Linked DNA regions of Mus musculus: region 2 is linked to region 1. A link is a contact called in ENCODE POLR2A ChIA-PET data. All regions are on one chromosome and are shown on one strand. The core of a region is the stretch at or near the end of the contact, and the rest is flanking DNA. Distances in the headings are between cores, read along the strand shown. Region 1 holds the start of Rps21 (ribosomal protein S21). Region 2 holds the start of Gata5 (GATA binding protein 5).

Region 1 (6,303 bases), core at 1,373-3,872:
CTGGGATCAAAGGTGTGTGCTGTCCCCTGCCCCACCTTGCTGAGGACCCTTATTTAGTAGTTTAGACTCTTTTATTCCTGCTAAAAATTTGAGCTTTCCTATTCTTCCTTCCTTCCTTTCTTTCTTTATATATATATTTTTATTTTTGAGACAAGGTCTTATTTTGTATACTAAGATCAAACTCTTGATCTTCTGCCCACATCTGCCTAGTGCCAAGCTGCAGGCAGGCAGTGTCCTGCCTCTCCCAAAGGTCTGGAACAGATGGTGTACATTCTGTGAAAGCCCTTATCACAGCCCTGTCTGCTAATTTAACATCTGAGTGAGTTCTGGATCTCTCTCTCTCTAGTGACCAGCTAATCTGACAATCACTGAATGGACACCAGGCCATGTGAATTTTCCTTGTTGTGGGCTTCATGCAGCCTTCCTGCTTCATTTATTTTGGAGGTGCAGTGGAGTTACTACTTCTTTGATCCTTGCGAATCTTACTTTTACCATGTTAGGTGGGCTCTGGGCATTGTTTTTGGCAGTTACCACAGGCTAGACCTTTCTGAACATTCTGCCTAGCATCATTTGCATTAAGCTTTTCTACTTGACTCCAGTCCCAGCCCTTTCAAGGAGTGCTGAATTTGCAGAGTGGAGTTTACTAAGATTTCTGGGGCTTCCTTTTGGCCATGCTCTCCTTCCTGGCACATCGGCTGCTTCATCTGTGGCCACTAAGGAGGCCTTGAGGGTTCAATTCAATATGCACGGATGCAGCCAGAGCAGCTGCAGATCTCAAAACTAAAACCACCCCTGTCCACATGCCTTATGGATGATATGAACAGTGATTTTCCTAAGGTCAGAGGCTCTGGTATCCTCACTTCTTTTCTTTTTTCTTTTTCTTTTTTGGTTTTTCGAGACAGGGTTTCTCTGTATAGCCCTGGCTGTCCTGGAACTCACTGTGTAGACCAGGCTGTCCTCGAACTCAGGCAGGCTGTCCGCCTGCCTCTGCCTCCCGAGTGCTGGGATTAAAGGCGTGCGCCACCACGCCCAGCTAGCCTTGCCCTTCTAGCCCATTCCTTTTGCCTTGCTTAAAAAAAAAAAAAAAAAAAAAAAAAAAAAACCACGATAGATTCCATTCTTAAAGTTAGCCACCAAACTCTACTCCCTTATATGGTCACTTCCTCCTCGTGAGGCTGACTACCAAAGTCCAGCTATTAAAAGTCCTATCCAATCAAAATACACCACTGTGCAGCCCGGTCTAGCATGGAACCCCCCTTTTCTCTTATTAAAAGTTACACCTGCAAGGTCATTTGCTTGTGTTTTTCTGACCAAGTAGAAAACAGCCACTTTAACTCCTCTTCCCCACCCCCATTTAAAGGAGCTCTCTGTGAAAACAGGTGCTTGGGTAAGGTGTCTGTGCCTAATCTGAAAGATAACCCCTGCTGCGCGGGAATTTATTATTTTTTTCAAAACAGGGTTTCTCTGTGTAGCCCTGGCTGTCCTGGAGCTCACTGTGTAGACCAGGCTGGCCTGGAACTCAGAAATCTGCCTGCCTCTGCCTCCCGAGTGCTGGGATTAAAGGCGTGCGCCACCACGCCCTGCGCGGGAACTCTTAATGCATACATGACTACTGGTTTCCAGGTGTGAGGAGGAAAGTGTAGCCTCGGTTTCACCAGACCCCGTGACAGACAGTCTTGGAAGGTGATCACCAGTCAGTGTGCACATGGCAGGGAGGTTCTCCCCAAGACCATGTAACTGGGTGTATGTCCCAGCTCCAGACTGCAGCTCCAGTCCCAGAGAGATATCAGGCATAAAGTTCTACAGATGAGTGAGCAGTGGATTCACTCACGGAGAAATGTAATCTCAGGAGAGTCGTCAACAGCGTGGGCAGTCTTGTGTCCGGGCTGCTCTCTGACCTCGTAAACAAAGAGGCTTACTGAGCATTATGGTGACTGTGGTCTGGGAACTTTCCTTTTTCGAGACGGGAACTCAGTGTAGTCCAGAGTGGCCTCAAATAGATAATCCACCTGCCTCGGCATCCCGAATGCTGAGATTAAAGGCGTGCACTCTCAGGCCAGACTCACTTCCCTAGGCGTGTGGACCGGGTGGCGGCTGGAGCCAGAGGAGTAGGGCAGGGCCTGGGGCGAGGAGGGGCAGGATGGCAAGGACGCAGGGTGAGTAGGGGGTTCTTGAAGAGAATGAATGTGCAGCGGAAAGCCAGCGGTCCAGCTCATTTGATCCAACCTCAGTTTCCTCTTCGGAGGATTGGTCTTCCCGTTCCCGCCTCCCTCCGCCACGCTCGTTCCCCTCCCAGGCTCTGGCGGCGCCTCAGGTCGGTGGAGTCAGGGATCCAGCAGCGGCTGGGCTCCCTCTGACAAGCTAGCCTCGAGGGCGGCTGGAAGACAAGCCAAGTCCAACCTCTCCAGCGGAGGACGGAGGGGCTGGACTCCGCAATGGAGGCGGGGCCTGAGGAAGAAGGCATGTCTTGGCTGGAGGCGGAGACAGGGACCGATGCCTGTGCTTTGTGCGGAAAGAGCCAGGCTTTCTTTGCACCGGAAGCGGAAGTTAAAACACACAAACAGGCCTCCGGTATGGTGGATACGAGTACCCTGACCCGGAAGCACTTACCGAGGACCCGCCCTCCTGCCCAATAGTGCTGCGGAGGCACGAGCTACTTCCTTTCTGCGCTCTCGCTGGACAAGTGAGCAGGTAGGCCTCGGTGCGGGCTGTGTGCGAGCGGGGCCGGGCTGGGCCGGGCTGGGCGCAGTTGGGGAGGTCGCGGTCACATGGCCGAGAGTGCTTGCGGGCCATGGGTCTGGTTGGGCCCGCAGACTCGGAGTGCGGGCCTGACCAGTCTCAAGACCTGCGTGGTAACTCTGCAGGGACGGCCTCAGGATGCAGAACGACGCCGGCGAGTTTGTGGACCTGTACGTGCCGCGGAAATGGTGAGCATCTGCGGGCCCGTCATTCTCGCGCCCGCTTTCCCCGCTCCCATTCATCCACTGTTCTTTTGCGACCTATTAAACGCACTGTGCATCTCTTTACCCAGCTCCGCAAGCAACCGCATCATTGCTGCCAAGGACCACGCGTCCATCCAGATGAACGTGGCCGAGGTGAGCTGGGAACCTGACGGTTCCTGAGGGAAGGAATTACGAGGCCCTCAGGCCTCAGCCTGGCTCTTGGTGTGTTTACTAACATCGGGGTGAGGTCGAATCTTCCAACCTCTTTTTTTTTTTTTTTAACCCAGGTTGATAGGACCACAGGCCGGTTTAATGGCCAGTTTAAAACCTATGGCATCTGCGGGGCCATTCGCAGGATGGTGAGTTCTACCACCTGGTCTGCCTTGTACTGTTCATGTGACATCTGAGCTCTGATGGTGGTGTCCTTTTCTTCCTGTGGGAATGGTTTTGGGCTTAATAGTGCATGCTCTGCCTGCTAAGCAGGGAGCCAGCTCTGTGTGGATACTCAGGTATTTATTTTTAATTTTAAAGGGCGAGTCAGATGATTCTATTCTCCGATTGGCTAAGGCTGATGGAATTGTCTCAAAGTAAGTGTGGGGGACAATCTCACATTGGGGTTGAGTGGCTTGGGACTTCCCAAGAGATACAGCTTTTAATACTACTTTTTCCCCTTTGTTAGGAACTTTTGAGCAGAAGAAATCGGGAATTTGTTACAAATAAAAGTTTTAAGTACCTGTGACAGTTAAGTCTGCTTTTGCTGTTTTTACTATGTAGGGCTGGTGTTTTTATTGTGACCAGAAAAGGGCCGCACACTTACCTGAAAGGAGACAAGCAAGGAAGTATGTTGCAAAAACCAGTTTTACTTTAACAAAAACATTTTAACACCTTCCATTCATAACCTACTGGACATACACCACATTCTGAGGTCTGACACAGCTGTGTCCTGTTGAGCGCTGCGGGTGCAGCACCAGGTCTGTGGCATTGGGTCACAGTCCAGCTGGACACCATGGATATACCTCAGATTTCTGGACTCAGTCTATAGGACTCTGTTTAGCCCGTGTTTGGTTTAAGGGTTGGCTTTAACAGTGCTCAATACCACAAACCAGCAGCTCTTAGCGAAGCTTAGGAAGGACTAACAGCAGACCAGCTTGGTAAAATGAATACACCTTACTACATCTAGAAGCTTAAATAACATTTATCCCATCAGTCAGCCATATATATCTAAGTTCATTTAAAAAAAAAATGATGGGGCTGCCCTGAAGATAACCTGTTTGCAGGAACGACTTATTGCACCTAAAGATGCTCTGAGAACGTGGCATGCTTACACCAGCATAAGCATGGACAGGCTAAAACGTATTTACTATCCTTTGAGCTCCTGTCTGAGCTGTTACTGATCCGATAGACCTAGGTGGTCGGTGTCAGGCTTGAGGACGAGCATCTCTGGGACATGAGACTGGAACCAAGCGGTGGCTGGCGTCTGCCAGGCTGGTGACCAGTTTCTAGGGAAGGATAACAGGCCTGGGGAGGTGGAGGATAGCTCTTGAGTGATGACAGTGGCACAGGGCAACTTGGCCTGATGACATGTAGTCATTGACAGTAGGTAGCAGGATCGGTGCCTTCCTGCTTGAGGATCAAGTGTGGTTCAAAGTCAGCAGCAGGCCTGAATGGGCCATTGTCTGTTCCCATAGAGACCAAATCTCAAGTTATAATGACTTTTCTCCATCACGATATTGCTTAGGAAAGTCAAGAGCCCACAGTCAGTGGTTGTCCAGTGACAGGGAAAAGCTGTGCTGGCAGGAGGCAGCAGGGGTTGGCCAAAGCACTGCTGTGCATGTGACACGGGTTTCACAGTGGCAGATGCTTTAACAAGGTGCAGTGAGAGCAGACTCAGAATCAAGGTGTCTGCCCTATCCTGTATCTTGACCAAAGATAAAATAGTGCTGATGGGGAACTGCCTGGGTGGAGGCACCAGAAGACAGAAGCCTGACAATTGTAGCAAGTTCAGAAGGTCTGGACACCTAGGTCTCTACAGGAATGGTTTCATGGGTAGGCAGAAGGAAGGCTGGCCCTCAGGATTCACAACATAAGCCAGGCTGGTCTCGCCACACGAAGAACAAACCAAGCCCCACACTGTTCACTTGCTTCAGGAAAACCCTCAACAGGGAGCGTCTCGAGGTCAAGGCGTGCTCTGCCCCAAAATTAAAAACTTTCCAAGGAAGCCAAGCTGCCGTGGGTTGTGAGGGGCAAGTGCAGTTACTGGAGGAGGGACAGGAACACTAGTCCTCTAGCCAAGCTACTCAGCCTTCCTGCCAAAGCAGCCTCCCTCTGGGGTGCACTGTTTGGGCTAGAACTGCTGGGTGAGGCGTCTGTAGTGAGGTAACACTTGGTTCTCTGGGAGGTACAGGGCCAGTTCCAAAGCCACGAGCACCGTGAACTCAAAGCCAATGAGGTCTTTCCTGTTGAACCGGAACCTTTCCTCCAGCTTCTGCAGTGAGGGAAACAAAGGGTGAATGGGTTAGCTCCATCTGTGTCCCCGTCTAAGGCCCAGTGCCTGCTGGTGCACACCTCACACTCACGTCAATAAGCTGCTTCACTTCACTCTTGCGGAGGTCACTGCTGATCTTGGCAGCCAACAGAACACAGGCTCCAGCACACAGTTTGCGGTTCTGTTTGTTGAGCTTGCCCTGCAGTACGAGCTTCTCAAAGTACACATATGCCATGGACACGGTCACAGGCTCCAAGCTGCACTCTTCAGAAAGGTTCCGCATCTCCCGTTTTAAACTGTGGGTGGGATGGGAGCCATGACGCTGGGGCAAATCCATGTCATGAGACAGCAGTCACCCTTCCATGGCTATGCCATGTTCTGTGGGCTGTCAGCACACATGGAGAAAGCCCAGAGCCAGGTTAGGTGGCTGGGAAGGGGTATCTGCCTAGCCCTCCCTTACCTCCTAATTTTGCTCAATGTCAGTTTGATATGAGGGAACTTTTCCCTGAAGGTCTCATTCATATCCTTCTTGAGGTCTGCAGGTTTCACATACTCTATAACGGTGGTCTGTAACAGAGCAGAGGTGAGTGGGCCAAGATGCTTGGGAATGGATGCCCTGCAGCCTGCAGGTACACACATGAGCATGTGGGACTTCAAAGAGGATTAACATGGCTCAGTCTGTCCATCCTCTGGATAAGCCCAGCCTGCCAGGCGTTCAGAGCTGGCTGCAGGAGATGTCCAGCATGACTGGCTGTCCTGCTTGGGCACACTGCCCTTGGCTACAACCCTTCCCACTACCTGTTGGTGCTGGGTGGGGACAAGGCACCCTGAGATGGCTGAGTCTCTGGTGTGGAGGGTGCTCATTCAGTGTATTAC
Region 2 (6,303 bases), core at 1,018-3,517, 77 kb after region 1:
GGGCTCCACAGTTGACGCACTCCCGGCCCTCACCAGGGAACTCCTCCAAGAAGTCAGGTACTGTGGGGACAAGAAGCTTGTGGACTGGGGCCTCTGCCCCACCAGGATGCCTGAGGGTGTCTGCTATGCTTGGCCTCCTTTTATAGTGTCTTAAACTTACTCATTTAAAGAGCGATTTATTTATTTATATACTTAGTCATATTTAATTTTCAGTGAAATTTGTTAGGTAGGGCTGCTTTTATAAGGCAAGAGTGTAAATAAGCCACACTCTAAGGTAGATGCCTGAGATGGTCCCTTTCTTAACTAGGTTCCACACCAGCCTTTTTATTTTTAATACATTTTGGAAGCAGGCAGAAGGAAATGGATGGTAGAGCCTTATTTCTCTCCCTCCCCTGTCCCACTCAAGGATCTCCAGTGTAAAAGAGAACAGGCCTCAAGGTCAGAAGATTGGGAGACAGAGATTTGAGATTCTACAAGGGCCTACTGCCAGCTTTGTTGTGGGATCAACCATTGTCCTCCCTCAGAAGACAAGACACAGGGACATCAAGGGACCACACATATGCAAGCAGTGAGACGTTGGCTCAGGGCAGGGAGGATCAGTCATCTACTGGCTGGAGGTGGGTAAAAGGCACAGGGGCTGTCCTTGTCCCACTAACTGTACTAGGTCAGCTTGAGACCTGTCTGGGGCTGTGAATCAGGGGCCCAAGCTTCCAAGTAGCTGGAGGCATGGTTTCAACAAGGCCCAGAGGCTGCAAACAGAGCTTGGCCCTCTTTGCTGTGTCTGTTCCTCAAAAAATACTCAGAAAGCCAGACAAATGATTCCACGATCAACAGTCTTGGAATCCAATCTAACCTATGTTCCTGTGAGGTATGGAACTCTTAAGATGGAACGTTGCAGAACAAGATGGCTGTGGTGACTTTATCAAATAATCGCTGTTTTAAGCTTTATAAAATTCATTTTCAGCTCCGCTCATGCCTGTAAACTCAGCACTTTGGAAGGCTGAAGCAGGAGGTTTGCTGTTAAGTTTGGAACTAGGTTGTCTTAAAACCAAAAAATACTTTCCAAAACTTCCCGTGAAAACTTTTTAAATGTAGGTTCCAAATCGACATAACCCAGAATGCTTTTTTTTTGGGGGGGGGGGGTTGGTCGGGTGAAAAGCAGAAATATATTATTTTCTTGCTATTGTGCTGAGAAAAGAATTCTGTATCGAGCGTTTTTCATCGTATTGTGTTTCATGAAGTTTCCTGTGTCCTAGCAATTCTAGGCGGGAATCTGCGTGGTCGGACTAGGCAGAAAAGCCCTGACTGCAGAAGAACGCATCTCGGATTTTTGCATTTCGTAGCGCGCGGGTTTATTGCTGCGCGCCTTAGTTTTAGAGCCAGGTCCACCGGGCAGCCCCAGCCCGGTACTCACCGAAGCTGGTCCTGCGGCCAGGGAGGCCACCAGGGCGAGCTTGCAGACCGTGCAGGATGCTGCTGTCGAAGGCTCCGGAGGTCCACGAAGGGGCTACGTCGGAACTCATGTATGCTGGGTAGGTTGTGGGGTACGAGGCGCCCATGGGTCTCCCGAGCGGGGTCGGGTACTGTTCGCGAGCCAGCAGCGCGCCCTGGAAGGCGCCGCCGTCCCGGACCCCCGCGCTGCCGCCGCTGCCCGACCCCGGAGGGCTGTGAGCGAACGGGAAGGTGGTGGCTCCCGGTGGGTGTGCGGCTGGCGGGTGCGGGCTTCCGGAGCCGAAGGCTGAGGAATCAGCGGCAACTGCTTGTGTCCAGCTGGAGTGCGCGGCGAGCGCGGGAGCCTGCGAGCCCGGCTCACACGAAGGCAGGTACGGCAGCATGGAGGGCATGCGAGTGGGTGCCACGAACACCGGGGAGCCGGTTCCCGAAGAGTGCAGAAAGGCTCCGGAGTCGGCGTAAGTGCCCTGGCCGGGGCTCTGGGCTAACGCCAAGCTTTGGTACATTTTTTTTCCCCGCGCGAGCTTGACCTGCAGAGAAGAAAGACGGGCAGACGTCTAGGGCAGGATCACTGGGCCCCCTCCATCAGCTCTTGCGCTCGCCCGGGGCAGGTGCTGCTGCTCCGCTTGGGCACTCCACTTTTTTGAGTCGGTTCACCAGGGCAGGTCCCGGGCTCCTCTGGGTGGAATGACAGGGTTAGATGAGGCGCAGGACCCTAGGAACGAGGTCCTTGCCTTGCGCAGAGATCGCCAGCCAAAGCCCTCACAGGAAGGCGCGGCGTTGGCCCAGGGAGGGTGACCGGTGGGTTGTAGACTGGGTCTCCACAGAGCCGCTCTGTAGGGAATCCCGGGAACTTGGGCTGCCCCGCCCCCGCCGTGCCGCCCCTTCTCTCTTCTAGTCGGTCCCTCCCTCCGCTCAGGGTCAGCGCCGGGGCTCCAGCCGCGGGGCCACGTGACCCGAACAGGCTCTGCTGTCCGGCTTTGAGACCACAGCTCGCCCGCGTACCCTCGGCTGAGCCCGAACAAACAGGGGGTGGGAGGAGGCTGAGCGCGAGCACTCCTGGGACAGCAGCAGCTCTGAACCGTCTAGAACTTTGTTGCTACGGTCACGGGTGCCAGTCCTCGCCCCACGTCTATTCCGAGCTCCCGCCCAAAGCTGGTTTAGTGTCCTGTGGCTGAGGCCCTTCTGAATCTAGGGACACAAGGTGCTGGAGCCAAGTTGGCTTGCGATTGATTCCCCCTATACGCCCGAACCTACGTGGGAATCTAGCTTCAATGGCAACCGCAGGGCTCAGGCTGCTATTCTCTCACTGGGTATTTTGTTCATCAGCAATGACTCGAAGTCCACCAGGAACCCCACAGTACTGAGTTTTTGAACAAGGAGGACCACTCGCTGTTTGACCAGCGCCAGCGAACTCTGAGTAGAGTCCTAAGGCCACAATTGAAGACTGTTAGACTCCAAGTCCCGCGGCTTTCACAGGCTGAGGAACTTGGCAAGAGTCTCTTTCAGCAAGAGACTGATGATAGAGCACCTAGCTCAGTTTTGTTGTGACTTATGTCCTCCGGCTTACCTTACTAGGAGTTCCAGATGAAGAGTGGCCAGAAGGTGCAGCAACCCCGGAGGGCTCGAAGATGGCAGCGAATGTTTCTCACTTTCTCATGCTGGCCCCCCCGGGTGCTGCAGACAGATACGTGGGTGAGGCAGGAGCTCCTGAGATAAGGGAAATACACCTACTAACCTTGAAGTCAGTGTCCAGTGTTTCTGCCGCTCAGCGCGGGATTAGTTTATTAGTCAGAAAGGAGTGAACATTGCCTGCACACTGGTGTCCACGCAACCTGCTCTCTTCAGCGTGTGGAGATCTAGTTGTGAGTCACAAGTGGAAGTGAGGGGGGCACCCTGGGCCTGGGGATGGTACAGACTGTCCTGACACAGGCCCCAGAATCTGAGCCATGGAGGTGCAGAGCAGAAGCTGACTTCGGGTAGTCGTGGGAAGGGGAGCTTGCCAGTGCTTCCTGCTTCAAATTACCTCCCACTGCATTCTCCTGGCCTCCCCTTTTCCTCCCTCCTTGAGGTGGGGGCTGAGTCAGGGCTCTTGGTTGATGCTTCCAGCACTGACTTCATGGTTCTCCTTTCTGTGGGATGCGCAATACTTGGGTCTCCAGTCTTGGCATCCCTTTTCCTCGGAACTCTTTAGGCTTCCATTGTGCAGGTCTTCCTCTTTGCAAAGCGTCTTGGAGCAGGAAGGACGTCCAGGTGCCCATCTTGGGAGACTGCTGGGTGCAGTTGGCATTGACCAGTGGGCAGCACGGCACTCCAGCTTCCTCCTGATTATGTTTAAATGAAATGGGAAGATTTCCCCATGTACTCCACCAAGTCCAGGATGAAAAGTGAGGGGAATCACTTGCTGGGGACGGAATCCTCTTCTCCCCAGATAATCAGTAGTAGATCTAGGGTCCTGCAAGGATGGACCTAGATGGACTTGGGCTTTTTGGGTGGGATAAACTCAGTAAAGTCCACAAGGTGGAAAGAACCACAGGACACAGGTGCTGGGTTTTGTTCTGTGACACATTTTATTGTTGCCTCAGTCTTAATAAGGCAGATGAAGTTATTCCTGTTTACACACAGAGGAACAACACTAACTTATCCAAAGTCACACAACTGATAACTCAACATGCTGATTCAGACAAATGAAGAATTGAGAAGGGACTCCTGGTCTCTATAGATATGGGAAAGGGGAGGAAATCCACCCTTCTCAGGCTCCTCGGTCCCACAGAGGCAGTCCTGTCAGTGCCCAGGTCTAGACAGGGAAGTAGGCTCATCTCTTCAGAGAGTAGGGGCAGAAGTGGCTGCAGGGTGTCCTTTGCCCAGATCAGGTTGCCTCACAGTGGTGGGACACTGGCTGTGACAATATCTGACCCTTTAACTGGATCCTTCTGCTTGAGGAGAAGAAGGCGAAGTCTCAGATCAAACCACAAACCCTAGGTCCTTCTAGCTCCATCTTGTCCCTCCCCCAGAGGTCAGCTCTGATGCCATGATCCCGCCTACCAGTTCCAGGAGGGAACCACCAGCCCTGTAGTTGTTTCTCTATCCACAGGACTTTCTTGTTGCTATTCCCCAACCAAAAGAGAGTTTCCTCTCTTCACTGTTCACCAAACTCCTACACACACCCCCAGGGTCCACATAACTTCCCATGGCTCATTTCAAGCATTCCACTGACAGATTGTTAGGTGTTTCTGTCAGGCCCCTCAGCAGACTCAGAGTCCCAAAGTCAGCTTTGAGGAAAGCAGGATGGAGCACGGACAGGAAGCAGCCAGACTCTGCAGGGGACTCAGCTTTGCTGTGGCAAGGCTTTACAGCATTCATTGGCTAGCCGTTTTTTCTTTGTGTAATAATAGCACTTACCTCTCACAGTGGCTTCAGGGAGGGATTGGTGGGACTAAGCATCTGTGCAGCTGCCGTAAGGTGTGCATGTGGCAGGCCCTCAACAGGCTCCGGGCAGAGGCTGATTGATTCTGGTCAGGTGGGAGAATGAGCAAGCCCTGGCCCCAGAGTGAAGGGCAGTTAGGCAGGTGGGAGCCTCAGCCAGTCTTTCGGGCTCCCCTGGCCTAGCAGGCAGACCTGACTGAGCCAGGTAAGGAGAAAGGACAGCTCTTTGAGATAAGGATCCCATATTCTCCGAGAGGGATGGGGGGTTGGCGTGTTCGTGACCCTGTGACCAATCTGAACTGAGTTTAATCCATGATCTCCGGATTAAGAGAGCCTGAGTGGCCAAGTTGGAGGACGGGGAGAGGAACCTCCTGCCAGCCTGACAGGATCTGGGTTTCATTTGCAGCTGTCACTTGCCCAACAGCCCCCCCCCCCCACCTCGAGCTTGGGAACTGTTAATGCAGACACATTTATCGAAGGAAAAGAAAACAATCCTATTGTTAAGGGATAAGGGGGCGTCAGGGCCTCTAGACTGACTCCCTAGAGGGCCCTTAGACGTCTGGGGTATGTATCGCATTTGGGCCGTGTTTGCTCTTAGGGACATTTGCCCTCTGCAGTGGGAATAACCTGGGACAGGAGACCTTTTAATGATTGCCTCCAGGTGGAGGAGCCCTGTGTGCACACACCTTGCCTGTACTCACTGGCATGATGCTTGTGGCCACTAGGCTTTGAGTGCAAACAGAGGTGGCCTTAGTCTAACCTGAGGGTAACCCCTGAAAGCAGGGCTGCCTAGGTGCAGAGTTGGGACTGGACTGGCTCCTCCAGGTCCACCCACGGGCACCCCATTGCTCTGTGAGAGATCAGATTGCTGTGAAAAAGTCTGGGGGCTTCCTTTGCTTCCTATGGTAGCCTGGGGGTCCAGGGAGGCCTCCAGCATGCAGGGCTATACCTTCAGTGAGTACTGCTGCCCACTTCTTAGGGTGCAGAAAGCTAGCTTACCACCCCCACTATTTTTTTCAGCTCCTTTCCCCAAATGTGAGGACAAGCAGACATTCAGTGAAATCCCCCAATAGATAAATATTCTGTGCACATAGGAAGGACACCTTAAAGCTGAGTGGCAGTATAGGTGAGGGGACAACAGGTTCCATCACCAGGCACACTGTATCTGGCAGTAGGAGGGGCTTGGTGTGATGCTTTTAGTGGATGGGCTAGGAACAAGGTTTGACTCACCTGAGAGATTCTGATGCTTGGGAATCCAGCTGACCTCACCTTAGCCCTCAAGGTGACCCTGTGTGAAAGGGCAACTCTGCTATCTTGTCTGTAGAGCTTTTTGGAGGTCCATAGGAGAAGCTGAGGATTCTCATGGCTGAATCTCCTGGTCAGCATTAGGGTGACCTAGGAAGGGACTGACGCTTTCCGAGAGCC

What was found. ChIA-PET counts read pairs that join two places held with the same protein, here RNA polymerase II (POLR2A).
Region 2: POLR2A ChIA-PET joins it to region 1 with 16 read pairs in embryonic stem cell. The contact joins the promoter of Gata5 here to the promoter of Rps21 in region 1. POLR2A ChIA-PET finds 5 or more read pairs at or near these places in 3 of 5 experiments (Patski and embryonic stem cell).

What each region holds. Positions count from the first base shown.
Region 1 is chr2:180,254,757-180,261,059 of GRCm38, forward strand. Rps21 (ribosomal protein S21) reads left to right here and starts at 2,623. Exons shown (of 6, transcript NM_025587.2): 1 at 2,623-2,691; 2 at 2,865-2,927; 3 at 3,032-3,095; 4 at 3,230-3,301; 5 at 3,474-3,529; 6 at 3,622-3,688. The coding sequence starts at 2,878. The coding sequence ends at 3,631. Cables2 (CDK5 and Abl enzyme substrate 2) reads right to left here. Exons shown (of 10, transcript NM_145851.2): 8 at 5,888-5,994; 9 at 5,519-5,723; 10 at 3,783-5,427. The coding sequence ends at 5,287. Mir3091 (microRNA 3091) reads left to right here and starts at 2,780; the gene lies at 2,780-2,855.
Region 2 is chr2:180,332,412-180,338,714 of GRCm38, forward strand. It overlaps Gata5 (GATA binding protein 5), which reads right to left and starts at 2,268. Exons shown (of 6, transcript NM_008093.2): 1 at 1,415-2,268; 2 at 1-60. The coding sequence starts at 1,958. It overlaps Gata5os (GATA binding protein 5, opposite strand), which reads left to right and starts at 446. Exons shown (of 5, transcript NR_045877.1): 1 at 446-617; 2 at 1,257-1,532; 3 at 1,771-1,910. It overlaps Gm52543 (a long non-coding RNA gene), which reads right to left. Exons shown (of 5, transcript XR_003953987.1): 3 at 6,109-6,166; 4 at 4,855-4,991; 5 at 4,006-4,388.